Regions from separate parts of the Homo sapiens genome. Here regions 1, 2, 4 and 5 are each linked to region 3. Evidence: read pairs that join two places in POLR2A ChIA-PET (ENCODE). Cell type or tissue: MCF 10A. All regions are shown on one strand.

Region 1 (5,000 bases), 110 kb after region 3:
CTCAGCCTCCTGAGTAGCTGTGACTGCAGGCACCTGCCACTATGCCTGGCTAATTTATTTTTGTATTTTTAGTAGAGAAGGTGTTTCACCGTTTTAGCCAGGATAGTCTCGATCTCCTGACCTCGTGTTCTGCCTGCTTCGGGCTCCGAAAGTGCTGGGACTATAGGTGTGAGCCAGCGTGCCCGGCCAGAGATGACTTTTTATGTGCCTTGGCATCTCCCTCAAAGTATTTAGTAAAAGTTTTCTTGTTTTCGTTTTTGTTTTTTTTTTTTTTGCATACAGTAAATGCCATTAAATATTTTTTGAAAGAATGAATAAAGGTATATTTTTATTGATGTTTTCAAAAAATGACTTGAATTCATGCCTTCTGATATTTGGCATGTCTGATTCTGCTATGTTCACATAGTTAAAAGGTTCATGCTTATTTCTTCTTGATGAATAAAGAAAAATTATTTCCACAAAACATTATAGGTTGTTTTGTTTGTTTGTTTTTTAGGAACTTGGAGAATGAGTAGTTCTACTTGTTTGCAGGCTTAATGAAGAACCAAATTGGATATAGTTTAGAAAGTGGGGTGAAATATATTTGACCTACAGATTCTGGGTCCTGATTATTTTCTGACTGCCTTTGCCCACATTTTTCATGCCACTCACCTAAAATGATGATGCATTTGTGGTATTGACAAATCTTTTCTTTTGGCTGCTGAGTTCTGTGTTAAGAAAGACATATATCAATCACTAATTAGTAAGTCCTAGTCAAATGGTGGGCGGGGGAGGGAATCCATGAAAATGTAAATACAAAAACAACAAGCCATATTATACTTAACAATTAGTTTGCTTTTTCCTGACCTCCTCCACTTTTTGGTACATCTTTTTTTAGACACAGGAGGCGAGAGGAAGTTCAGATTGGAGGCAGCCTTCCCACTTTTCTTTAGAGGAAGTCATCTTTGTCTTTATCTTTCCTTCCTTTACAGCACAAAAAGTTTTCAAAAGATAGAGCTGACTTCCCTGAATGGCTTCCCCATTCCTATTCCACTGTGGTAGCATTTTTGGGTCTGGACTCTGGACTTTGAATTTATAGCTGTCTTGTGTTCTCACTCTGGCAGAAAGACATCCTCTCCCTCAGGCACCTTGCCTCTTAACTCACTGCTTTGAACTACAGCCATATGGGTATGTGATCAATCTGTCTTCCTCAAGAAATCCAAAGAGCGCAGGCAGGGGAATCCATCTGGACCCTATGTAGCTCTCAGAGAGGTGGGAGAGAGCCCATCAGGTCTGAGCCGGCAGTAAATTGCCCGCAGGTGTAGCCAGGGACCCTTCTTCGTCTAGATGGCTTGAGATACACCATCCTGAACCTTGGCCCCTGGCCACATTCTTTCCTGATGGGTAGAGGAGGGTAAAGTTAATACTCACAGGAGTATTGTATTTCCAGTTCTTAACTGTGCTGCCTGCAAGCATGGCACAAGAACTACATGGGCAAACAAACTACTGAATTTCAGCAAGGCAGTTTAGCAAATTCTTTTATAAATTTGAAGGAACCTGTGGATTGGATGATTCTGCGTTGTGGCAGCATTGTCAACTGATGGACCCACCAGTTCCTGAATCCTGCTGACTAATGGATCATTGTCAACTTGCTGGAGCTTTGAGGAAGGTCTGTATTTAATCTGTACTGTTCAATGTTTGTTATCAGTAACTTGGATGAGATTATTCATGACACACTGATCACCTTTGTTGATTTTGTGAAGCTGGATGAGCTTCCCAAAGCTATTGAATGACTGAATACAAATCCAGAACTATTAGAACAATGAGTGAAATCTTACAAGACAGACTTCAGCAAGGATAAATGTAAGGTCCTACACTTGGATTTAACACACACACCCCTTAGTACTATTTGTTCTTGTCCCCCAGACAAGGGAGGATTGGATTTTGAGCACTGCACTTGTGTAGAAGGCAGGATGGTATTGTCTTGGGGGAGATGCTTAGCCAAAAGCTGACCATGCCATTCAACAAAATAATATCCAAAGAGGTTAGGGAGGCAGAGAGCATCTGGCTACAAAGCCAGCCAGATAGGGATCTGTTGACAGAGAGGTCTTGGAGAGGGTGGGGGAGGTAGGTTGTAGGCAGAGCCTGGGGCAGTTCCTGTGCTGATGGTTGCTGTACTGTTTTTTATCTGTTGTGATGGCCTTAGGCTTGGGTGGAGAGGGAACAGTGAAAGGCATCAGCCAGGTGTGGACAAGCATAAATACAGAAAGGGGAAACTATGTCTAGGAGTAGCATGCAGAAAAAAAGGCTCAGGGACTTGAATTGAAAACATGATGTGAGTCAGTATTAAAATGCGCTTGCCAAAATAGCTCATTTGATCTCTGGCTGCACTGGTAGATGTCTATAGAATTTGTAATGAGTCTTGGTCTGATATGACCCAGTGTACAGAGTCCAGTACTGGGCACTACATTTCATGAGGATCATTGGCACACCAGAAGGTAGCCAGAAGAGAGGCTTCTTTCATTCATTAAGTCGCCAAATATTTGATGAACACCTACTAAGTGTCAGATACTTTCCTAGACACTGGAGACTTAGTCACAAACAGGAGAGACCAGGTCCCTGTTCCTAGTAACCATCTGTTCTAGTGGACAGAGAGGTAGCAAAGTTGTACATAACTAAATAAGATCATTATACATAGGAATAAGTCTTACGAAAAATAAAGTAGGATGATGTGCTGGGACTTAATGGTGCGGGGTTGGGTATAATTTACTTATTTAGAGTGATCAAGGAAAGCCTCCCAGAAGAGCTGGGATCTGAAGAATGAGTAAGAGGTAAGCATAGAAAGACCCAGGAAAATAATTGTACAGGTAGAAGGAACAGCCAGTGCCAAGGCCCTGCAGAGGGAAAAGCTTAGAAAATAGAAAGGGGGCCAGTGTGTCTTGGAAGCAGTGAGCAGTATGACAGCAGGACAGCAAGTCTAGGTCAGAAATGCAAGGTAGGGTTGGCTGGTGCCAAGGACTCTAGTGAGGTGGTGCAAAATGATCCCATTTATTTTATATTATTACACAATCAGGTACACAGCACTTAACTGTGTGCCAAGCACTGTTCCAAGTCCTTCGCAAATATTAACTCATCCATCACCATGAAAATGATGGTGGTAAGCATGTTCTCACTCATAGGTGGGAACTGAACAATGAGGACACTTGGACACAGGGCGGGGAACATCACACACTGGGGCCTGTCGTGGGGTGGGGGAAGGGGGTAGGGGGTAGGGGGGAGGGATAGCGTTAGGAGATATACCTAATGTAAATGACGAGTTAATGGGTGCAGCACACCAACATGGCACATGTATACATATGTAACAAACCTGCACATTGTGCACATGTACCCTAGAACTTAAAGTATAATAATAATAAAAAAAAGAAAATGATGGTGGTAACTCATAACCAAATTACATTTTATAGCTAAAAATCTTAAAATTTTAATTTTTATTTCACAATTATTATTTCATTAGAAACATAAAATTCAGACTAAAAGGGCTTTTTAACATAGTGACTTTACCTACTTTGAATGCAAAGCACAGAAAATATGAAATAATTTGTCCAAGGGTCAAACCCCATGTATTTTCACTCTTGATGTCATTTGTTGTTTGAGCAATAAAGAAGGAACAGAGAATGTTTAACCCAGAGAAGATGTATCTTTGAGGTAATATATCTCTCTGATATTTCTGCATCATAGAGTTACAACACCATGACCATGTTTCAGAATTTGATGGGCTGTGCACAGTGGCCTCTAACACCTGACCAGAGACCCTGTGAGTCCTCTTTTCACACTGGTTGGGGTCAAATATTTGCTGAATTATTGTTTTTTTAGTTGTTGCTGTTCTTTTGTTTTGTGAAAACCTCAACGTATTAGAGAAATGCTTAAAATCTTTCCAATTTGTGGTTTTGATCCTTAAATTAGGGAGCGAGGAAGGAGTGCAGCATATACAACCATGATGCTGCTCTCATTTATTTATTAAATTAACACATATTTCATTGAGTACCTCTTCTGGGTAAGACTGTGCTTGGTGCTAGGTATAGAGAGATGAATGAAACAGATATGGTTCTTGCCCTTACACAGCTTACACTCTATGGGGAGGGACAGACAACAAACAAGATAAAAGCACGTATCTATGTAATTTCAAATCTTATTAAATGCTAAGGAAGCAATGAAATGTGTTTTTGTTATCTATTGTGCATTATAATTCCCACTGAAATTTAGCAGCTTAAAACAACCACGGTCATTTATTTTGCTCACATATCTGCCATTTGGACAGGGCTCAGTGGGAATAGCTTATCTCTGCTCCACACAGCACCAGCTGAGGTGCTTGAAGGATCCACTTCCAAGGTGGCTCACTGATGTATTTAACACTGGTTGTCATCTGGAAGCTCAGCTGGGGTTGTGGCTGGGGGCCTCCTTTCCTCTCTACCGTAGCCTTTCTGTGGGACTGCTTGGGCTTCCTCATAGCATGGTGGCTAAGTTCCAAGAAACTGTCAGTCTTTTTAAGTCCTAGGCCCAGAAATGGAAACAGTCACTTCTGCCATAGTTTGTTGGTCAAGTATGACCACAGAGCCCACCTAGATCCAAGGACATCTAGCCCAAGAGTGGTCATAAGCCAACTCTTGATGAGAAGAATGTAAAACAAAAAGTGTGGCCATCTTTGATCTATCATAAGCTGTTATTTCATAAGTTTCCATCTTTAAGTCTACTGCCCGAGATAGAGTTTATTTTTGCCTGCAGATTTTCCCTATAATTATAAGGTGTTGACATTGGCTTATAGGTGCTGGTTTAGCTGTGAGTTTAAGGTATGACCAGTTCATGAAGATTGTTATTAACAGATTATCATGTTTCTCTGTTGATTATATATTTTATTTAAAAAATATCTTTATTAAATAAGAATTAAAGAGCAGGATACAGACTGAATCCCAACCCTTTGACTATCTTATCAGAAGATTGGAAGCACCTGGTTAGTTTTTATC
Region 2 (5,000 bases), 91 kb after region 3:
AGTTCTTCCTCTGTTCTGTCTGAAATGGTTAATTGCTATGTTATATATGATACCATAACATTTTGCACATACCTTTATTGTAAAAGTGATTACATTCTGTTAGAGCTGGTTATTTGCATTAATCTTGCTAGACTGTGAGCTGCTTGAAGGTAGGGGCTTGTTTAAATCATATTTATATTCACAGGGCCCAGCACATAGTAGGTGCTCAAATCGGTGAAGGAAGAAATTGACTAATAAGTCAAGAACAGCCTGGGATTTTGGCACGTGTTTTCCGGTGTCTCTGCTGGCCCCTCAGGTCGAGGAAAGTGAGAATGTACAAGTGGAGAGACCTACTGGTGCTGCCAGAAGCCACCCTCCACAGATGCTAAACTTCTTTGAAGTCTCATTTTCATTTTAAAAAGTAATGTAGATTTTGCATTCTACTCCATAACACATCCGTGTTTGTTTTAATACAAAAATTATGTTTCAGATGACTTAGACAAATTACTTAATTCCTTTCCCTTCATTCCACCCATCTTCAATTTGAGAAAAATGGTCACCCCGGGAGATAAACCATGTTTATCTGATGAATGTGTATACCACCTGGCACTCTGGTTGACACCCACTAAAAAGCCAAAGACTAGGGAGACACAGTGGGATGGGGGTGAGATGGGTGTATGACAGAGAACAAGGAAGCAGGCACTGGGCAGCGAAAGCTCTCAGGTGGCTGATGAAGCTGCCAAAGAGGACAGGAAGGGCTCAGGCACTGTTTACCTTGGAGAGGGCTGGGTGAGCCTATGAGCTGGTGTCGTGGGGTCAGTGTGACTTCAGCATAACTGGTAGAGCACTGTGTATCTTCTCCGTTTTCTTATGGGGGGAGGGGAAGTAGGGTTAGAAAATAAAGGAAGGGAGAAAACAAAGGAATAAAGACCATGTAGGAGGGCCCTTGGGAGACTTTGAAGCATAGGGTATTTTGGTTGTAGAGTCTTCGGAGACTGTCAGGGCTGAATTTCTTAGAGCTTAAGTCTTGCTGCCTAGGGCAATGGAAAATGGCTGTAGAGTCCCAGAAATGTGTGGGTAGTTGAAAACAATGAGGAAAAGACAGCCTTTGGCAGTGATATGGAGAATCTACTGGAGAAGAAAGTTGTAATGATCCAGATACAGGAGTAACCAGGGAGAAGCTCTACAGCTGCAGATCCAGGGAACATCAGAGGGACAGGGCAACTCCTAAGTCCTTTTACTGCAGGACTTGTCTCTCCCAGCACAAGCTCTAAGCATTTCTCTTCACTCATTAACATCGCCTGGCTTACGATGTCTACTTCCAAAAGGAATGTGCTTCTCTTTATTCAGGAGACATTTACATGCTGTAATTCACTTAAGATTTTTGGCTCTAACTGCTTTGTTCCTGCAAATCAAGGAATAGCATTAACACATCAGCTTATCATCAGATAGCTTGGGATGACCCCTTCAGAAAGAAAAAGAAAATTTTAAATCATTGTTTCCAGAAAGGGCAATTAGAACACCATATATTTTTTCCTCTGAAAATCTGGCACAAGGAATTTGATGTTACCTAATATTCTCGATGGCTTTTCAGAAGGTAACATTTTACCCACGTAAGGCATCCATGCAAACTGCCTAGGTCACAATTGAAAAGAAATCAATGTAGTCCAGAAAGAAACCACAATATGAGGAAGAATGAGCATTAAACTGAAATTTGGAACCCATCATGTGACGTCTGCTGGCAGATGTGGCTCACGCTGTTCGATGTGATTCTGACACTCTCCGTGGTAGGGCTGGTTAGAACTTAAAGTATTTTATGGGTCATGAGACATTTTGGCTCTGTCTGCAAAGCTGCCCTAAGGAATTGTGTTTTTATGCCTTAACTGTTCTTTCCAAAGCTCACTTTTCACTAAGAGTGGGCAACCAGAGAGGTCTTTGTCCAAATACATTACATAATCCCTCCAGGAAATGCCGTGACAGTGTATAGTTGATGAAATGGAAGCCCTGGTACAGTGACCTTTCTCCCAGATATCCTAGGACATACTTTATGCTTCACTAGGCAAACATCCCTTCTTCCAAACTGGATTCAGTTCTAAAGATTTCTTTCCTTGCTGGGGGCCAGGAGACACAATAGGGTGCAAAAGTGTGAAGATTTTTTTCTTTTAATAAAATTATCTAATATTTCTACAAACTGGAAGTGCACACGCATTGCATGGTTAAATAGAGTTGTGCCAAAAAATAATAACCTAGTCCTTGCCCCGAGGAGGTAACGGTATGAATGATGCAATTCAAGGAGAAAGGAAAAGGCAGCTTATATTGTCAGTATCTTCCCATCATGTTGCTGTATTTTGATTGTTGTTTTTTGTTGGTATACTATAAGAAGGATAGGTAGGGCTGTTCTCTGAAAATTACTTTTATTTTATTTTATTTTCCCTGGATGTTCACTGTGTTATACTTGTTAACCTACTTCTTTTTTGTGAGAGGCATATAAAATGCACGATCTGATTCATGCAACATTTATTTAAGCATGTTAACTTTGTGTGTATTTACTTATGAAGCCTCAGGGCTGATGAGCAACACGGGGGCGGGGCGGGGCACGGTGCGGGGGGGGCGGGGGGGCAACTTCTTGCTTCTGGGGACTGTTACTTTAAGAGTAATTATCCTGCCAGTAATGATGACAATGACTGTAACATGAATGCTTACTTTGAAATGGCAATGGAATCTGTGTGTCCTTGAAATTTTTAATTCCTGTAAGAGTCATCCAAAATAGATAAAATTAAGAGCCTGGTTGTAGTTGTTTATCTGTGGCTAATTAGTGAACTATATTCTCTCCTAAGCAGAAAAAAAGACAAGCTGTCTCTAGGATACTAAAAGGTCAGAAAGTTCTAAGCCAATTTTCCTCATACTTGGGCAATGCACCTGCTCTTTTAGAGGATAAAAATGATTGCAGCTCTACAATATTGACAAATTATTTTGTTACAATATGACTCAAATTTATATAGATGATTCATGTGCAATGAAAAATAAGGGATATTTTAACAAATAATTGAGTGCAGGATTGCTTATATGCTCATTAGATAAAAACTGCTTGACTATGCTCTTGAAATCTTTTGTATGTTTTTATTACTTTTTGTTGGCTTGATCTACCAACTATGCAGAGAGGTACATGTATTAGTTTTTTGGGGCTCCTGTAAAAATTCCCACAAATTTGGTGGTTTAAAACAACAGAAATTTATTCTCTAACAGTTCTGTACGACAAGAGTCTGGAATCAAGGTGATGGCAGGGCTACGCTCCCTCTGAACAAGATTCTCTAGGGGAGATTTTTTTCTTCCCTCTTCCAATTTCTGGTGGTTCCAGGCGTTCCTTGGCTCATAACTCCAGTCATTTCCTTCATCTTCATACGGCTTCTCCTCTGTGTCTGTGCCTTGTCTTCTGTCTCTTATAAAAACACTTGTCATTAGATTTAGGGCCCACCCAAACAATCTAGGATAATACCATCTGGAGATCCTTAATTGAATCATGTCTGCAAAGGCTCTTTTTCCAAATAAGAAAAAACAACAACAACAACAAAAAACCACTTAGAGGATTTAGACATATCTTTTGAGGAGCGGTAACTATTCAACCCACCACAATGTATTCTAACTTTCTACTATGCCTGGTAGTGTGCCTCATACCTTGGCCAATTTTTATTTTATATACTTTGGGAGACATGTTATTAGGCACCTGTAGGTTCAGGATTTTTTTCCCCTGATTAATTTCTCATTATGTGATGACCTCCTTTATTCCTCCCAAATATTTTTTTGTTTGTTTTATTGCTTTAAGATCTAGTTGTCAAGGAGGGAGAGGATCAGGAAAAATAACTAATGGGTACTAGGATTAATACCTGGGTGATGAAATAATCTAGACAACAAACCCCCATGACACAAGTTTACCTATGTAATGTACCTGCACATGTACCCTTGAACTTAAAGTAAAAGTTAAATAATGTCTGATATGAATATAGTTTTTCCAGCTTTCTCTGGGTTGCTATTGTGTGTAGTATTTTCTATCATTTTATTTTGAAATTTTGTAATTGATTGTCTTTAGAGGTGTATTTTACACTTGGTCTTAGCCAAAAGGCTGAGAAGCAATTAGAGTTGTTTTCTGAAAACAGCTTGTAGTTGGACTAAAATCTTTTAATAACTTATTCAAAAGTAGAGAATACAGTATAGTGAACCCACATATACCCATTACCCAGATTAATCAATTACCAGGACTTAACGACATTTACTTCTCTTAGCCCTTTAAAAATATTCCTTTTCTTTTTGTTTTGTTTCCCTTGCAGAACTATTTTAAAGCATGTCCCAAACATGATATTTTACCCTATGCAGTTTGTACTTATCTCTAAATAATACGTTTTCTTTCTTGTATAACAAAATACCATTATCACGTCCAGCAAAATAAGAATCCTTTGGTATCATGTAATAATACCCAACATATAATTTAATTCCTCCAATTTTCTTGTGCTTTCTTATGGTTGGTCTTTTTTTTTTTTTTCTTTTTTGAGATGGAGTCTGGCTCTTTCTCCCAGTCTGGAGTGCAATGGCATCATCTCGGCTCACTGCAACCTCTGCCTCCTGGATTCAAGTGATTCTCCTGCTTCAGCCTTCTGAGTATCTGGGACTACAGGCATGCACCACCATGCCTGACTAATTTTTGTATTTTTAGTAGAGACGGGGTTTCACTGTGTTAGCCAGGCTGGTCTTGAACTCCTGACCTCAGGTGATCTGCCTGCCTCAACCTCTCAAAATTCTGGGATTACAGGCGTTAGCCACCACCTGTGCCCGGCCCTATTATGGTTGGTAATTTAAATCAAGAGCTAAACAAGGTCAATGTATTTAATTTGTTATACTTCTTCAATCTCTTTTAGTATAGAGCAGTTCCCCCTTTTTTTTCTTTCATGCTATTGACTTGTTTCAGAAGCAAGTTAGTTTCTTGTAGGTCACTCCATATTTTGCATTTCGGAAGTCTGTGTTTTCCT
Region 3 (5,000 bases):
CTCTCTGTCTGGACTATAAGCTCCATGAGATTGGAGGCTCTGAATGCTTTTTCTCACCATTGTGTCTCCAGCATTTAACACAGTAGTTCCTATACAGCAAGCACAAATATTTGTTCAATGAATGAATGAATGGACCTAATGAACACAGGCTTATTATGCTTAAAGGATAATCTGTTTTGTTTTCTTCAGTTATCTCAAACCAAACTCATCAACAAGCAAAACATTATTTACATCTAGCATGTTTTTATGAATGAAAAGCCAGAGCGAGTTGTGTCTCACTTCTGCATGAGTAAGCTATTAAAATAAGCATACATGCTTGCATCCAAAAATTTCACTTTTATTCCCAAGATAGTTCGTCCTAAAGATGGAGCAAATAAATGCTCTGTTTGCTTGGGAAATTATAAACTGCAGTCCAAAAGAAGGTTCAGAAATGCAGTTTAATAAACACTAAATAAAAACGTTGGTGAAGTAATGGTTCACAAACATCATTTGAATGACTCAAATGCAATGCAAATGGGAAAAGACCTTAGCTAAAAACATCACATCAGAAGTAGAAAACTATCACTCTGATTCAGAAACATTAAGACAAGAAAGCATTTGTGCAAGCAATTGTTATTGCTAAATGCAGAGCTAAATGGAAGTTTAAGAAAGTTCTCTGATAAAATACATCTGTCACTAATTACTCTTACATTTAAAAACCTAAATTGCTTTGGATAAATAATTTGATGCCAAAAGGTCCATAATGCATTATTCAACGCAAATCGAATAATACGCTTTCATCATCATCTAGTTGAAGTCTTACTGAAGTTACTTTCCTAATACTTAAGTGGCATAATTTGTACAATGATTACTGAAGGCTTCCCCCAAAATAAATATCTCACATCAGAGTAAGTTGAATGGTCGGTAAATCACATTACTTAAGTAAATATGAAACAAGCTATTACTGTGCACCCCTACTATGCAAGCCCTGGCAAAGAATTACAAACACAAAAATCTTACAGCTAGAAGAGAGACATCTAGTGTGTGTTGGAGAACTTTATATATTGTGCTTCAGGCATAATTAATACAGCAAAATCACTGCAGTCGTTTTGCATACTGTGGTGGGAGATTTTTGACAAATATCTTTCACCCTCAATTCATTTCAAAATTTCTTCCCGGCTGTGTGACATTTTTGCCTAATTAGATACCTTCTTCTTAACATAAGCCTAACCCAATGAAGTTTTCTCCGTGATGCAAAGTTTTAAAGTTTCATGGTCACCTTTGCAACCTAATTAGTAAACATTTAACCTACTGTCATCATAACCACTGCTCACAATTCTTTCCATTCAGGCAGCAGCAGGACTCCCGAGTCAAACTGTTGCAGTCAGTGTTTTAGTTTCCTGAATATCAGCCCCTCGTAGTAAGCCAAATGCCACACAAATACAAACACGAGGAATAAATCGGCACACTGCCCATTATCCAGGAGACAAACGGATCCACTGCTATTTTAAATTCACCAAGTAGGCTATTAGTTGCCACAGATTCCCATATATGTAGGTGAATTCCTTGATGCAGAATCAGGTTTAATGAATCATTCTACAGCATCAGCCTCAGCCTTTTAAAATCCTTTATTTTCTCCTTTTCCACATTAAAAACACATTTGAGATATACACAGAAAATGTTTCTCTAAAAAAACGCACACATACACACAAAACAGGAGGTCTCTTAAGGAGTCTACTGCTGAGAAGGTAAAAGCATTTTGCTCATTTTTAATTTGCTAAAACAATCCAAGCATGCTTGGTACCCAGAGGGTATTCTCAAATAAACTTGTATCTCTAGCTGCCAGCTTAGTTGATTGAAAACAGAAGGCAAACGTTTCTTAAAGAATATGTTAAACTGTTATGTCTCCCAGTACCACTCAGGATACACACACACACACACAGACACACACACGCACACATACCGCATAGTCAAGGATTTGCTTGAAAGCAGCCAGTTCTATTATCTAAAAGGTAATACATTTGTACCAAATTACTCCTGCCTACTGCGGTGCACCTTTTAGCGAAGAAGCCAGTGCCACTGGGATCCTGGACAGTTCTGGTGTGCCATTCTCCACGTACAAAGCCAACGGCCCCATTTGCGACTTTGCTAACTTAGTTGGCTTCCGCCCAGCCGAACCCCGAAGCACAGTCACTGAAAACGTTTTGATACCAGAAAATCATTTCCACGACAGTGCAAGTGTTCGAAAGCACAAAGGCAGACTGTCTACCCGCGACAGTTCGCAAGTTGCGGTGGCGGGGCGGCTGTGCGGAGCGCGCGTGCAGGTAAGGGATTCCTGCACCCAGGTCTGCTTTCCTCTTCCTGGATGTTTTGGGGCTCGACCTCACTTTTAACGCGAATTCACCATTACGCGCCCCCCACCCCGTTCTTTTTCCAGGAGGCGCGGACTGTTTTCCAGCCAGGTCCCTCTTGGGGGCGGGAGAGGAAGCACACTTCACATTCAATAAAGAAGGGTGGCGGGAGTGGGTAGGGGGGCGGCGGCAGTTGGGGGGGCGGAGGAGGAAAGAGGTCAGAAAGGAGCCAAACTGAATCCCTCCCGCCCACCTCTGCGCCCCGAGCGCTGGTTCAGACGGCGGAGGCCAGAGGCGGCCGGGAAACTGTCCCTTTAAGGGAACCTAGGCCGCCAGGAGGGGAGGGAAGGATGCGGGCTCCTGACTTGGCGCTGACCGCAGCGCCGGGAAGAGGCGAGCGCAGCAAAGCCACAGCCATTACCTGCAGCGCTCGCATCCTTCCCCCGTCCCAGCGCCGCCCCCACCCCCTCCCCGCCTCCCAAGGAGACTTCTAATCCGGAGCATGTGCTGTGCCCTTTATCCGGGGAGGAGGTGGGGAGGAAGAGGAATAAGAGCTTTTTAAAAATAAATGAAACGTTTGCATCCAAAAGGGGGAGGAGGGCTGGAGATGGGAGGGAGTGGGAGGGGGCTTTAAAGGCGCCTGGGTGGGCGGAGGCGGCGAATCTGGACCAGCCCGGCCGGCGACGAAGAGCGCCGGGCACCGGCCGCGGCCCACAAAGGGGAGCGGCGTGGTCCGGCCCGGGCAAAAGGGGGAAGGAAAAACCGCCCCGGGCCCCAGTCCGCTCGGCCGCCACAATGGCGTCTTTCACGGGGCGTCCGGGGGCGCCGCCGAGGCTGCCTGCGAGAAGGGGGCGGCGGGGCCCCTACCCCCGGCAGGAGCGCAGCCCCGGGCGCCGCCGCCCCCTGCGCGCCCCGCAGAGATGTGCGCTTGGCTCTGGGCGCCCCCGCGGCGCTGGGCGCTCTCGGCGGGGCCGGTTTGCGGGCGCGGAGCTTTGCGCCGGGGAAGAAAGGGACGCGCGGGGCTCGGGGGAGGAGGGAGGGGCTCGGGGAGGGCGGGGGAGAGCCGCGGCGGAGCGGCCGCGGGGAGGCTGGCGCGCGGAGCGGCGGGCGGGCGGCTCTGGCACGGGCTCCCAGAGCCACGGCGGCTCCTCTCCGAGATCCGGAACCCGGCCCAGAGATCCGGAAACCCGGCCCCCGGCCGCGGCCCCTGCTGGCCGCACCCGCTCCTCCTGCCCGCTCTGCTCCGCCCTGCTCTCGCCAGCTCCCACTGGAGGAAGAAAGCCGAGAACCGGGAGCGGCAGCCCCGGAGGAGGCGGCGGCCCCTGCCCCGCCGCGGGTCCAAGCGGATTCCTAGTCGCCCGCCGCGGCGGGCGGCGTGTGTGCGAGTGTGCCGCGCTCTCGCCCCATGCCTGGCACATGCGTAAAAGCGAGTTGCGCCCAAAGTCCCAGCCATACCCTCCTTAGCAAATAATAACAAACCCAAACCGTCAGATCTTACCTGAAACATTGAAGCACAAAGTCTCTCTCCAAGTCCCCTTTTCCTTTTCCTCTCCCCCCTTTTCCGATTTCTCTCCCAGCGATCTGCTCGGCTCGCCACACCAGAGAGAAATGCAATAGCTTGGCTAAGGTAGACAGAACAAAATACAGAGAAGAGTTGCTCCAGGGCTTTGAAACCCCTCAAGGCAAGGATCAGGATACAATTAGCTCATGCCTCTACCTCTAGTCTAAATCAATCTCCAAAATAAAACTTAAATCAAATTAACCGATCACAGGGCAAACAATTGATCTCCTTCAAAAATAAAGCTCTACATATACGTATAGAGAAATATACACATAGGAAATTTTTTTCCAGATTTTTTTTTGGTGGAAAAACAGTCTCATTCCAGCCTCTAACTTGCTTTTTACCCTCCTCTTGCACAGAAAAGCTGATTTTAATCGTTGTGATTAGTTTTGATGTAACGTTTCCGCGGGCGATTTCTGCAAATGGATGGAGTGTTTCTTTGCCAAAAGAGGGAAAAGCAGCAGATGATGATAATTATAAGGATTGTTGGTTGTTTCTTTTTATTTGTGTCTAGGGCTCTCTCTTCACTTTCTCAAGTTGACCTGACATTGCTGTTACACTAAGGTCGCACAACTTGTTGAGGATCATCGCCCTGTCTGATAAAAGGATAGGTGATAATTTGGCAATAGAGCAGCACATTTTTGGTTCCTTTGGCGACATAACGTCCCAAATGACGTGGATAAAAATAAGCACATGCAGTCTGCTTTGCCCCAATCAAGTCTGAATCAGCGCCTGAGGGTGATACACAAACTCATTTCAAATGTTCAACCATGCAGAATTGTAGAAAGATTGAAGGAGTGACACCGCATTTTTTTTAATGGCAAAATTAAAAGAAAACAAAACCCACATTTGGTGTAGCCAAGGACCTACCATTCAGTTTTATTTGATCAACCTTCTGAACACACCTCACCTCCTCCTCCCTTCTCTTTGCTATTCTCCACCTGGTATCTTTTATAGGGGGGGTTGTATAATTCCATTATTTGACGGAAGTGCTCAACAGAGCTCGACAGGCTAACATAAATACATTTCCCCAGATTGTTACTCTGGTTCTGACCTCCCCCACTCCTCATCAGTTCTTCCTCTCTAGGTCTTTGTTCAGGGAGATTGTG
Region 4 (5,000 bases), 68 kb after region 3:
TCTCTGGGGCTCTGTTTCTTCTCCCCAGTAAGAGCATCTATTAATCAGTGTTTTCCAAATTGCTCTGTGAGAAGACCTAGGTTTTGTCAGATAATTCTGTGGCAGCTGGGGATGGGGATGGAGGCAGGTGGATGGGGCTCTGGAGCCCCAGACTCTCCTTTAAAACAGTTTTGCTTTTCCTGTTCTATACTTTAGCACTCACTCAGTGGTGTTATTTGCAAAATGAGATATCCTACTAAAAAATATTGAAAACCCACTGGACTTGTTTGTCTCTTACATTTCTTTTTCACTTTAAAATTTGGAGCCCTGCATCCCTAGGCTTTCCCTGCTCCCCAGGGTCCTTTCTTTGTGCTGGGGGAGGTGAGTTGTCAAAATGAGGCTGTGGACCACCAAGCCTTAGCTCAGTGTCACTGTGAGAGCCCATTTCTCTAATTCAGGACCTGCCACAAATACAGAGAGGCTCAACCCACGGAAGGGGAGCTGAGGAGCCTGCCAGCTCTCATTACAAGTTTCAAGCATTCTGATGACCTTATTTAGGAATAGGTGAGTCTCTTCATCTGGCCGTTAAGTCCCATGAACCCAGAAACTTGTCACTCTTTTAGGATTTCGTAAAAGAAATGGCTGCATGTCTCACAAAAGAGGCCTCCAGAGTGGTATGAGCAGGCTATTTTTTTGCTTAAAATATATTGCCTGATAGCCTGAAGGCCGGCTCAGGAAGAGGGCTGGGGAGGCAGGGCAACACCCTGTAACTGGCTGCTTAGTGTTTATGCTGATGAAGTGACCATCTGCATCAAATAATTATAAGCGGTCTCCCCTGACTGATCTCCATGTGCTGACACAGACTGAGAGGAGGCATCCCCTTTACGGCCGCTGCAGCCCGGGGCGGGAGGCTGAGGAGGAGATCATGTGTACTCCTCCACTTCAAGGCACACAACCTGCTGAGTGGACAGGTGCTGGCAGTGTGATGTCCATGGGCAATGAAGCCTGCCTGTCCTCCGAGCTGACATCTATATCTCCATCGATCTGGATTTCAAAACTGACACAACATAAGGAATGTCACTCTCTATTACTCCATATTCACATTCATCTCCATTGCATTGGAAGTCCTCTGAGGAAATATCTTGATCACAACTGCCCTCTTCTTTCAGCTGAACAGGATAAGCCACTGCAGTGGGGCAGTGGTGTGTGTTATCAACCTTCTGGTTTTGTCTCCTGGTTGTGGGTGCTGTCCAGCATTTGCTAGAATGGTGAAATGATTGCAAATTGTTTTTAGGGTTTCATAATTCTGGCCAAGTCCAGTTTTTCCTTTGTTAGTGAAATAGAGTTGGCATTTAGATCTGATATTTGGATGCGTTTGTGCATGGCAAGTTTCATTTGTTAACTTTCAGAATAATTAATGTCACTTTGGAACCTGGATACCAGCACAGTGCAAGTATAACTCAGCTCTGCCCATGCAACTCACTCTTGTCTCAGGTGTTCTGACTTTGGCTCCCTGACAATTCTTTCTCTGGCACTTTCTCCAGTCCTGAGAAAACCTCTGGCAGGGCAACTGCAGGCCTGACTGGGCAGACATCATCCGGTGAGTGTTCGTGGTGCAATTTTGTACAACTAGAAGCAGAGAACCCACTTCTATTTGCTGAGAGGAGCTAAGAAAATCTTTTGAGATTTTGAATTTGTGTTTTGTGACTGAGAGATGATGTCAAATGTACTTCCATTTGTGTTTTAAGGCAGAATTTTAGAAGGTCACTGCAGGGGAGGGGTTTTCTTATGTACTGGATGGCAGTTTCATTGCTTTTAAATAAAAACACGTATAGGTATATTTAATGTTCCTTTAAAAAACAAAATAAGAAAGAAAACCTTTTATTTATATCTATTTATTATCTATCTATCTATCTGTCTCCCTATCTATCAATCAGTCATCTATCTAGCTACCTCTATCATCTATAAGTCATTCTAAAAATCCAGCACTAATATACTTTGGCGTTCTTCGTAAATACACTTCAGGACTTTTCTGGGAAGAGTGAGAGACCTCAAATAGGACATATGCAGACTAGATACATTTATTAATGAAAGAGTTAAATTCTTAATGAGAAATTTCATGTTTGACTTCCAACTCAGTCGAAATAATACACTGGCTTTAATTATAGGCCTTTTATTTGCTTTCCATTTGTGCAGCTCCTTTATGTCATTATTTGAAACTAAGCTCTGAGAGTTACAAGAAGGTGGACTAAGCACACACAGTGTTCCCCTGTTCCAGGTCATTAGAAATGATAGAAACACACACATACGTGTGCATACATACATATACATATATGCACACACATGTTCATACATATATATACACATGTATGTATTCAGAGACTAGACTAGGAATCTTCCCATGGACCATAAACTGTGAGGAATCCTAGCAAGGAAAAACAGATAGAATCAGATTGAAGAAGAAGCTCCAGAGATGCTCAGAGAAGGTACTCTTTGTTGGAGGTGGAGGTGGAGGACTCTTGAAGCAGGGGAGATTTGGAGGCAACTAACATGCCATATGCCCATCTGGTGGTAGATGATGGTTCCAGAAGGGAAACCCGGGCCTTTCCTCTCTAATGGCCATATTTCTACCACAGCTTCTAGAATAGGCACAGGAAACTAGCAGGGTCTACACAGCACAAAGTGAGTAGAAATTTGGCTGCATCTTATCAATTTGAGCACTGTACTTTAGTAAAGTGTGTAATCCAGGATTAATTACAATAGTTTCTTTTTCTTTGTTTAATTTCGTATTTTTTGCTTTAAGAAATTAACTTTTCTGAGGTGTAATTTATATGGAAGAAAATGGACCAATTTTAAGTGGACAATTCAATAAGTCACTTAATTGTAATGTAAGTGTACAATTCTGACAAATGTATACAGTGTGTAACCACTGCTGCAATCATGATAGAGACATGGTTCCTCCAGAAGTTAAACATAGAGTTATGCAATCTGGTAATTTCCTTTCCCTGGGGGTGTACCCAAGACAAAAACATGTTCACACAAAAACGTCTACGTAAATGTCTACAGCAGCAAAATTTATCGCCCCAAAAAGTTCTCTTGTGCTGCTTTATAGGCATTCCTCTCCTCCTACCTCTTACCCATGACCATCACTGATTTGCCTTTTGTCAGTAGAGTTTTGACTTTTCTAGAGTTTTATTTACACAGAATCACACAGCGTGTGGTCCTTTGTAATTGCTTTCTCTTGTCTGGCTTCCTTTTTTTAGATTCATCCATATTGTTGTGTGTATCATTGGTTTGTTCCTTTTTATTTCTAGGTAGTGGTCCGTTATATGAACATACTGAGGTTTGTTTATCTGGTCAACAGTTGATGAGTATTTAGATTGTTTCTAGTTTTTGGTTCACATGAAGGTTTTGAATGTTAAATCTTGCATTCCTGGGATGAATGCTATAAACATTTGAGTACAAAACTTTGTGAAAACATTTAGTTTCATTTCTTTTGGATAAATACCTGAAAGGGATTACTGAGTCATATGGTATATGCATTCTTTAAAACAATTTTTTTAACTGTTTTCCAGTGTGGCTCTACCATTTCGTATTTCTGCCAGCAATGTATGATGGATGGTTCTAGTTCTTCCACTTCCCTTGTCATCATCCTAGTCAGCATAGTCTTTTAAATTTTAGCCATTCTATGAGTGTGGCATGGTATCTCATGGTTTTCATATATATTTCCTTAAAGGCTAATGATGGTAAGCATGTTTTCCTGTGTTAATTTGCCAGTTATAGATCTTCTTTAGTGAAGTGTTTATTCTAATTTTTTGTCATTTTTCTTCTCGTTAATTTTTTTTTTTTTTTTTTTTTTTTTAAGAGAGACAATGTCTCACTCTGTCACTCAGGCTGGAGTGCAGTGGTGTGATCACAGCTCACTGCAGCCTTGAACTCCTGGGCTCAAGCGATCCTCCGACCTCAGGCTCCTGAGTAGCTGGGACTACAGGCGTGCACAACCATGCTTGACTAATTTCTTAATTTTTTGTAGAGAAAGAGTCTCACTTTGTTTCCCAGGCTGGTCTCAAATTCCTGGCCTCCTCCCGCCTCAGCCTCCTAAAGCGCTGGGATTACAGGTGTGAACCCAACCCTGTTCTGTTTTTAAGTTGGCCTGTCTTTTAATTATTGAGTTTTGTTTTTGACATATATTTCACAAGCATTTTCTCCCAGTCCGTGAGAAAAATAAATCCACCTTGTTCCCGATCTTAGGGTGAAAGTACTTAGTCTTTCACCATTAAGGATAGTATTTGCTGTAGGCTTTTTGTAGCTGCTCTTTATCCAGTTGAGGAAGTTTCCTTCTATTTCTAGTTTGCTGAGAGCTTTTATCATAAATGAATGTTGACTTATGTCAAATTCTCTTTCTGAATCTATTGAGATGAACTTGTGGTTGTTCTTTTTGCATTTATTAACATGATGATTACATCAATTGGTTTTTAATGTTAAATCTTGCATTCCCGGGATGAATTTTACTTGGTTATAAGGTGTTATCCCTTTTATGTATTGATGGATTTGATTTTCTCTAACTTTGTTAACATGTTTAATGTTTATATTTATTAAGAAAATTGGTTGTAATTTTCTCTGATAATATCTTGTGTGGTTTTTGTATTAAGGTAATGTTGATGTCATAACATGAAATAGGAAGCATTCTCTTCTATTCTTCTGGAGAAATTGAGTGTAGAATTTGTATTATTTAATTCTTAGATGTTTGGAATAATTCATCAGTGAATTCTTTATGTGAAGTTTTCTGGAGTTTTCTTCATATAAAAGTTTTAAACTATGAATTAAATTTACTTAATAATTTAATTTGATTCTTTATTGTGAAGGGGCCATTCAGATTATTGATTTCTTCTTGAATGAGGTTTGCATCTCAAGGAATTTTTTCATTCCATCTAAGTTATCAAATTTATTGGCATGAAATTCATAATATTCCCCTATTATCTTTTCAATAGCTGTAGAATGTGTAGTGATGGCCTATCTTT
Region 5 (5,000 bases), 100 kb after region 3:
TATGCCAAGTGGCATCCATGTTTCTCATTGGCCACAGAAGGTACCCTCACAGATCAACAAATACTTACCTTCTTTTCCTGTAGAAAGGATGCAGCATGATTTCTTGTGGTCCTGTTTAGTTCTGAAACCATCTAACAACATTTCAGGGATGAATTTAGGGTGTTTTCTGTGGGGGGTGGAAAGCAGGACTAGAATTTTTTCATCTCAAATGCAGGTAACTTTTAGCTACATGTGTGGCAGATTGAATTGTTCAAATAAACCCCATGCAGTTCTTCAAGTTTCTGAGTCTGTGCTTCCCTTTCTTCTTTGCAGTGGTCCCTTGTGGGGATACTAGCATGTTTAACTGTTGTTATAAGCTGAATTCTGTCCTCTGAAATTCATAAATTGAAGTCCTAACCCCCAGTAACTCAGAGTGTGACCGTATTTGGAAATAGTCTTTAAAGAGGTAATTAAATTAAAATGAGGTCATTATGGTGGGACCTAATCCAATATAATATAACCTCCTCATAAGAAGAGGAGGTTAGGACATAGATATACACAGAGCAGAGGCCACGTGAGGCCACAGTGAGAAGGCGGCCATCTGTAAGCCCAGGAGAGAGGCCTCAGAAGAAACCAGCCCTGCTGCCACCTTGATCTCAGACTTCTATCCTCCAAAAATGTCAGAAAATAAATTTCTGTTGTTCAAGCCACCCAGTCTGTGGAATTTGTTATGGTAGTCCTAGCAAACCAATACAAGTGTGGATTTTTCATATACATTTGTTACTTTCACAACCAGATTCTTCATTGTTTTCATTCGTTTTGTAGCCAAACTTGATCCCACCTGAGTTCCCTGTCAATGCTCTCATAAAATTGCTATTTGGGGCAGAACATAAAAAGTTGAAAGAAGTCTTAAAGTCAAATAAATCTTGGCTTCCAACCCTTCCTTACTACTGCAAATGGCTACAGGGTTTAGGATAAATTTAAGAAGGACCTGACACTAGTCTGCATTCAATTAGCAAAACGACATGAGACAGAGGGAATGTCCTGCTCTGTTTTGCTGGATGACTCTGGTATAGTTAAGGATGCCCATGAAAACCAATCTGATGGTTCAGATCTGGGCAAGCACCACTTAGCTGTTCTCTCTAACTGTAGATTGCACCCCAGTCTTTGTAGCTGTTTATAGAAAAAATTAGTACGGCAAGTCAATGTATTTCATTGCCACTGCTGGAAATCTGAAAGAAAATGACTCACTGGGGCAGTATCTTTGACCTTCTACCAAGTGTAATACTTCTGATTATTGTTAGTTAATTTAATGGGAACCATAAACAGGTTCTCTTTCTTCTTCCTCAATGGACTCTATCGTGTACTTTAGAAACATGCCAAAAATGTATAATCACATGTTTTAAGAATATATATTTTGCTTTCTTTCAATACTTAAGTATAGAAAAATAAGAAAATAGCTTCCTTTTTTTCATCAAACATTAAGCAATATTTCACATTTTAGATTATTAAGTTTACATAAATAGTGTTATGTGTTCACTACTGAAATTCTTATGCATAGACAAAAGTCTACTTTTTGCCTTTTCCCCCCAACTTCCTGGCTCCTCTTAAACTTCAATGAAAAAGTATCTCTTCCTATCCTTGATCAAACAGCTTAATCTTCCCCTGCCTACGATTTTCAATTATACTGGCTTTGAAAGGTCTGAGGACATTGCATTAAAGACACTGCAAACAGTCTAGCATTATTGTAAGCTGGGCAGCCTCAAATCCCACATGAAGTCTAGATCTCAATTTATCATAACCCCTGGGCATGTCTACATTTTCTATAAACAAATTGGAATTATTTCCCCTTTTGATCTGGATATGCTAAAAAATAAATATCTGATTTTGGGATAAAAGCTTTTTTGTTTTTTTTTTTTTTTAAGTTAGGGGAGCCTGTTCCTGGTAAAAAGGAGGGGTGGGGAGCCCACCAGCCCTTGTGCAAGTTTCCCATCTCTCTCTCCTTAGCTGACAGAAGCACTATAGAGATTTAACCCCAGGCCTCTTTTCAGTTTAATTCCCATGGACATCTCCCATTATGGCAAAGGCAGCTGATAGGAAATCAGAGATGAAGCAATATTAAGTGTTACCCAGGGGACCTCTCATTTGGAGTTGAGAATGAATCACCTTTAGCCTCTCTCCTCCATCTCCGACACCTGCCAAGTATTGCCTGGGCTGTCAGTAGCTGTGTCTGGCGCCTGTGCAGGGTGGGAGCTTTGTAAGCATTTCTGCTCCTTCTCCTTAGTTCCAAAGCTTGTTTATGTTTCATTACCTTTTTCTTCCAAGGTGAACATGAGCTGTTAGGCAGTGCTCATGAAGCAATTGTTTGGCTTATATACCAAAATTTTCTCACATTCTTGCAGGACTGATTTTCTTCATGCCAAGCACAAAAAATGCTGTTCAATACACTTTCTCCTTTTCTCCTTGTGTAGTAAAGGAAGGATTCTTGGATATTTATCCAAAGTTTTGTCACACTGAAAAGAGAAGACTGCATTGAGGTGATGCTCCAAAAGGAGCAGCTTTGATGCAAAAGAAGCAAAACCCTTTTGTTTCTTGGGCTTATACGAAGGTACTTCCTTTAGATCAGAGTCGGGATGCATACACACTACAAAAACTGGAATGAAAAAGGCAAACCATTTTTACTCAACAGAATTCTCTGTACAGGTCAAGGAAATGCCAAACTTAACAGATGTCTTAGACTGTGCCCTGCAGGTCAATAAATTAGAGTTTTGTTGAACCAGGAAGAGGAAGGAATTCCAGGACTTCAGGTCCCCAAATGGAAATGCCCCTTAGGACAAGTCTAAACTAGGCAAATAGCACTGGAGCTCCTCCAAGTCAGTTGGCTCAGTCTCGTGTAACTCATTTCTGGCCCCCCTGAAGCTGTTTGTTCAACTGTGCCTTCTACAACGCTACAGTGTCAAAGAGAGTTAATCATTAGCAAGTGTGAATAATGTCAGTGTAACGCAGCATGATTGCAGTTCAGTCTGTTTTGACAAAATTCTAAGCATTTGTCAGAGTTTACCAAAAAACAAAAAACAACATGACCACAGAATGTTAAAATAGCATGAAGTTTGGGGAGCAGTTAATTCACTTTCTAGCATTTTACATCACCATTCTCATCGTTTTCCCAGAGGAGAGTGTTGGGTGAGGCCCTCCAGGTGATGCAGTATTACTGACTGGCCTGGTATGGTCTGATTCAGTTCAAGTCAGCTTAATGCAGCTCACCTCCAGAGATCCAGGCTTTGGAGAATGATCTAAAGGTTTAGGTGTAGGGTCCTTAACCTCCCCATTTTCCTTCTCCTTTGTCAGAGCCACCTACTGCCATAGAATTAATATGGACCCATCTGTGATGCAGAGCCTGTTAGGCCTCCTGCTTGTCCCCTGGGCTGGGGATCATAATGAGTCCAAGCCCTCCCTTTTGACTGGAACTGCAGGGGCCCTGGTCCTGGAACTCTGAGGTTGAGAATGGGATGTAAAGCTATATTCCAGCAAGCACTGAAGGATGAGTTTTTCTTGGGCTCATCTGAGTTCTGGATGAAATGAGAGTGATCATCCTAAAATAGAATCAAGAATTCCAGCAGGCACCCAAAATGGCTGTCCAGTTTTAGAGTCATGGCTTGAGGAGGCACTCAGCTAAGTCCTGCCAACAGTAGCTGAGTCCCAGGCCCTGGAATGCCTCTGAAAACCCTTCACATGTTATAACTATGATAATTAGGATGCTCTTCCAAGAAGGTGCACAGACAGACTTCATTTTTCCTGGGATCAGAGCCTCTCAGATATGCCCTTCTTCAGTTCACACACCGCTATTCATTTGCCTTGCTGCTTAACCCAGAAAGTCAGGACACGCTGGATAAGTCACCAAATCACACACCCTAAGATCTCCAATTATCCTTCTCTACTCTCTTCCTGTTGCCATAGGCTTAGTTTGGTCCTAGTAATTTCTCTCTTAGATTCCTTTTAGTTAGGCTTTATGACCCTCAAATTCAGTCAAGATGTTGCCAGAGTCCCCTCTTTAAAATGCAGAATTGCTCCAAGCACTCCCTTGCATGTTCAGCATGCCCCTTTCTGGTGGAAAAAGCCCAGCCCTTGGATACAGCCATCACTTCCTAATTGGGGGTTTACTTTCAGCCCCATTTCTGTTCTCTTGGGTGTTACAGCACAGAGAAGGGCTTCATGTGTCATGGACTTTCACACCTCTTGGCTCCTTCAAGCTGTTCCCTGTACCTGGGATACCCTCTGCTCATGGCCACCTTGAACATTCCATTTAGGAATTGTCATTAGGAAGCTGCTCGTTTACTCCCATTCTCCCTATCCTCTCCCCTACCCACCACCTTGAACTAAATGGCCCTCTTTTGTACTCCCTTAAGTCCTGGTCTATTGCATATTAAAGGATTTGATTCAAAATGTCTTGCTTGGCTAGATGGCAAAAGGAAATGATCCTAAATTGGTAGTTCTCAACCTTGCCGCACTTGGCAATTGCCTGGACATCTGGTCATCTGGTGAAAGGAAACTGACTCAGTGGAAGAGGAACAAGTCTGGGAGCCTTCTCGGGAGAACACCATGGGTCCTGCTCCCTAAGGTTCTGACCTACATGGTGTGGGGTATGGCAGGACATCAGGATTTAAAACCGTTCATGAGGTGATTCCAATGTGCATTAAGTTTGCGATCCTCAATTTTAACTGAACCCACCTTACTAAGGATAAGCAGGTTCATTTGGTGTTATAGACACACTGGTGTTGTCTTTCTGACATGCTTTGTAAGTTCTTCTGCTTTCTATTTCTCAATCAAAAGCTTTCTAATTTTTCAAATACAGGCACCAAATACAGTAGAGAATTGGGCCAAACATGGAAGAAGCTCTTGATTCTGGCCTCACTGTAGAATCATTACCTAAGAAACAAAAAATATGGATGCCTGGACTTGACTCTAGAGCTTAAAGAGCACATCAACTTCTCTGCATTACTCTGGATGGCAGCCTTCACAAG

What was found. ChIA-PET counts read pairs that join two places held together with the same protein. Peaks named below come from ENCODE experiments on the same cell type or tissue, not always from the same donor. Only the 100,000 strongest peaks of a DNase experiment are listed, where the experiment ranks them.
Region 1: POLR2A ChIA-PET joins it to region 3 with 26 read pairs; 5 of 35 experiments call an interaction of 5 or more read pairs at or near these places.
Region 2: POLR2A ChIA-PET joins it to region 3 with 17 read pairs; 4 of 35 experiments call an interaction of 5 or more read pairs at or near these places.
Region 4: POLR2A ChIA-PET joins it to region 3 with 14 read pairs; 3 of 35 experiments call an interaction of 5 or more read pairs at or near these places.
Region 5: POLR2A ChIA-PET joins it to region 3 with 28 read pairs; 4 of 35 experiments call an interaction of 5 or more read pairs at or near these places.

Annotation. Positions count from the first base shown.
Region 1 is chr18:26,762,684-26,767,683 of GRCh38, forward strand. No RefSeq gene overlaps it. Among named protein-coding and RNA genes, the nearest start is that of PCAT18, 62 kb to the left of the region's middle. In MCF 10A, no CTCF peak of the experiment used is centred here; no DNase peak of the experiment used is centred here.
Region 2 is chr18:26,744,742-26,749,741 of GRCh38, forward strand. All of the region lies in intron 1 of LOC124904272 (a long non-coding RNA gene), which reads right to left. Among named protein-coding and RNA genes, the nearest start is that of PCAT18, 44 kb to the left of the region's middle. In MCF 10A, no CTCF peak of the experiment used is centred here; DNase peaks (open chromatin) are centred at 1,950 and 2,250.
Region 3 is chr18:26,653,532-26,658,531 of GRCh38, forward strand. LOC102725227 (a long non-coding RNA gene) reads left to right here and starts at 2,200. Exons shown (of 3, transcript XR_935311.4): 1 at 2,200-2,303. It also overlaps a transcript of KCTD1 not described here. RefSeq lists silencers at 3,396-3,635, 3,646-3,835. In MCF 10A, CTCF peaks have their summits at 2,461 and 3,582 (motif pointing left); DNase peaks (open chromatin) are centred at 2,700 and 3,600.
Region 4 is chr18:26,721,209-26,726,208 of GRCh38, forward strand. No RefSeq gene overlaps it. Among named protein-coding and RNA genes, the nearest start is that of PCAT18, 20 kb to the left of the region's middle. RefSeq lists enhancers at 345-846, 847-1,346. In MCF 10A, no CTCF peak of the experiment used is centred here; a DNase peak (open chromatin) is centred at 2,993.
Region 5 is chr18:26,754,632-26,759,631 of GRCh38, forward strand. No RefSeq gene overlaps it. Among named protein-coding and RNA genes, the nearest start is that of PCAT18, 53 kb to the left of the region's middle. In MCF 10A, no CTCF peak of the experiment used is centred here; a DNase peak (open chromatin) is centred at 2,150.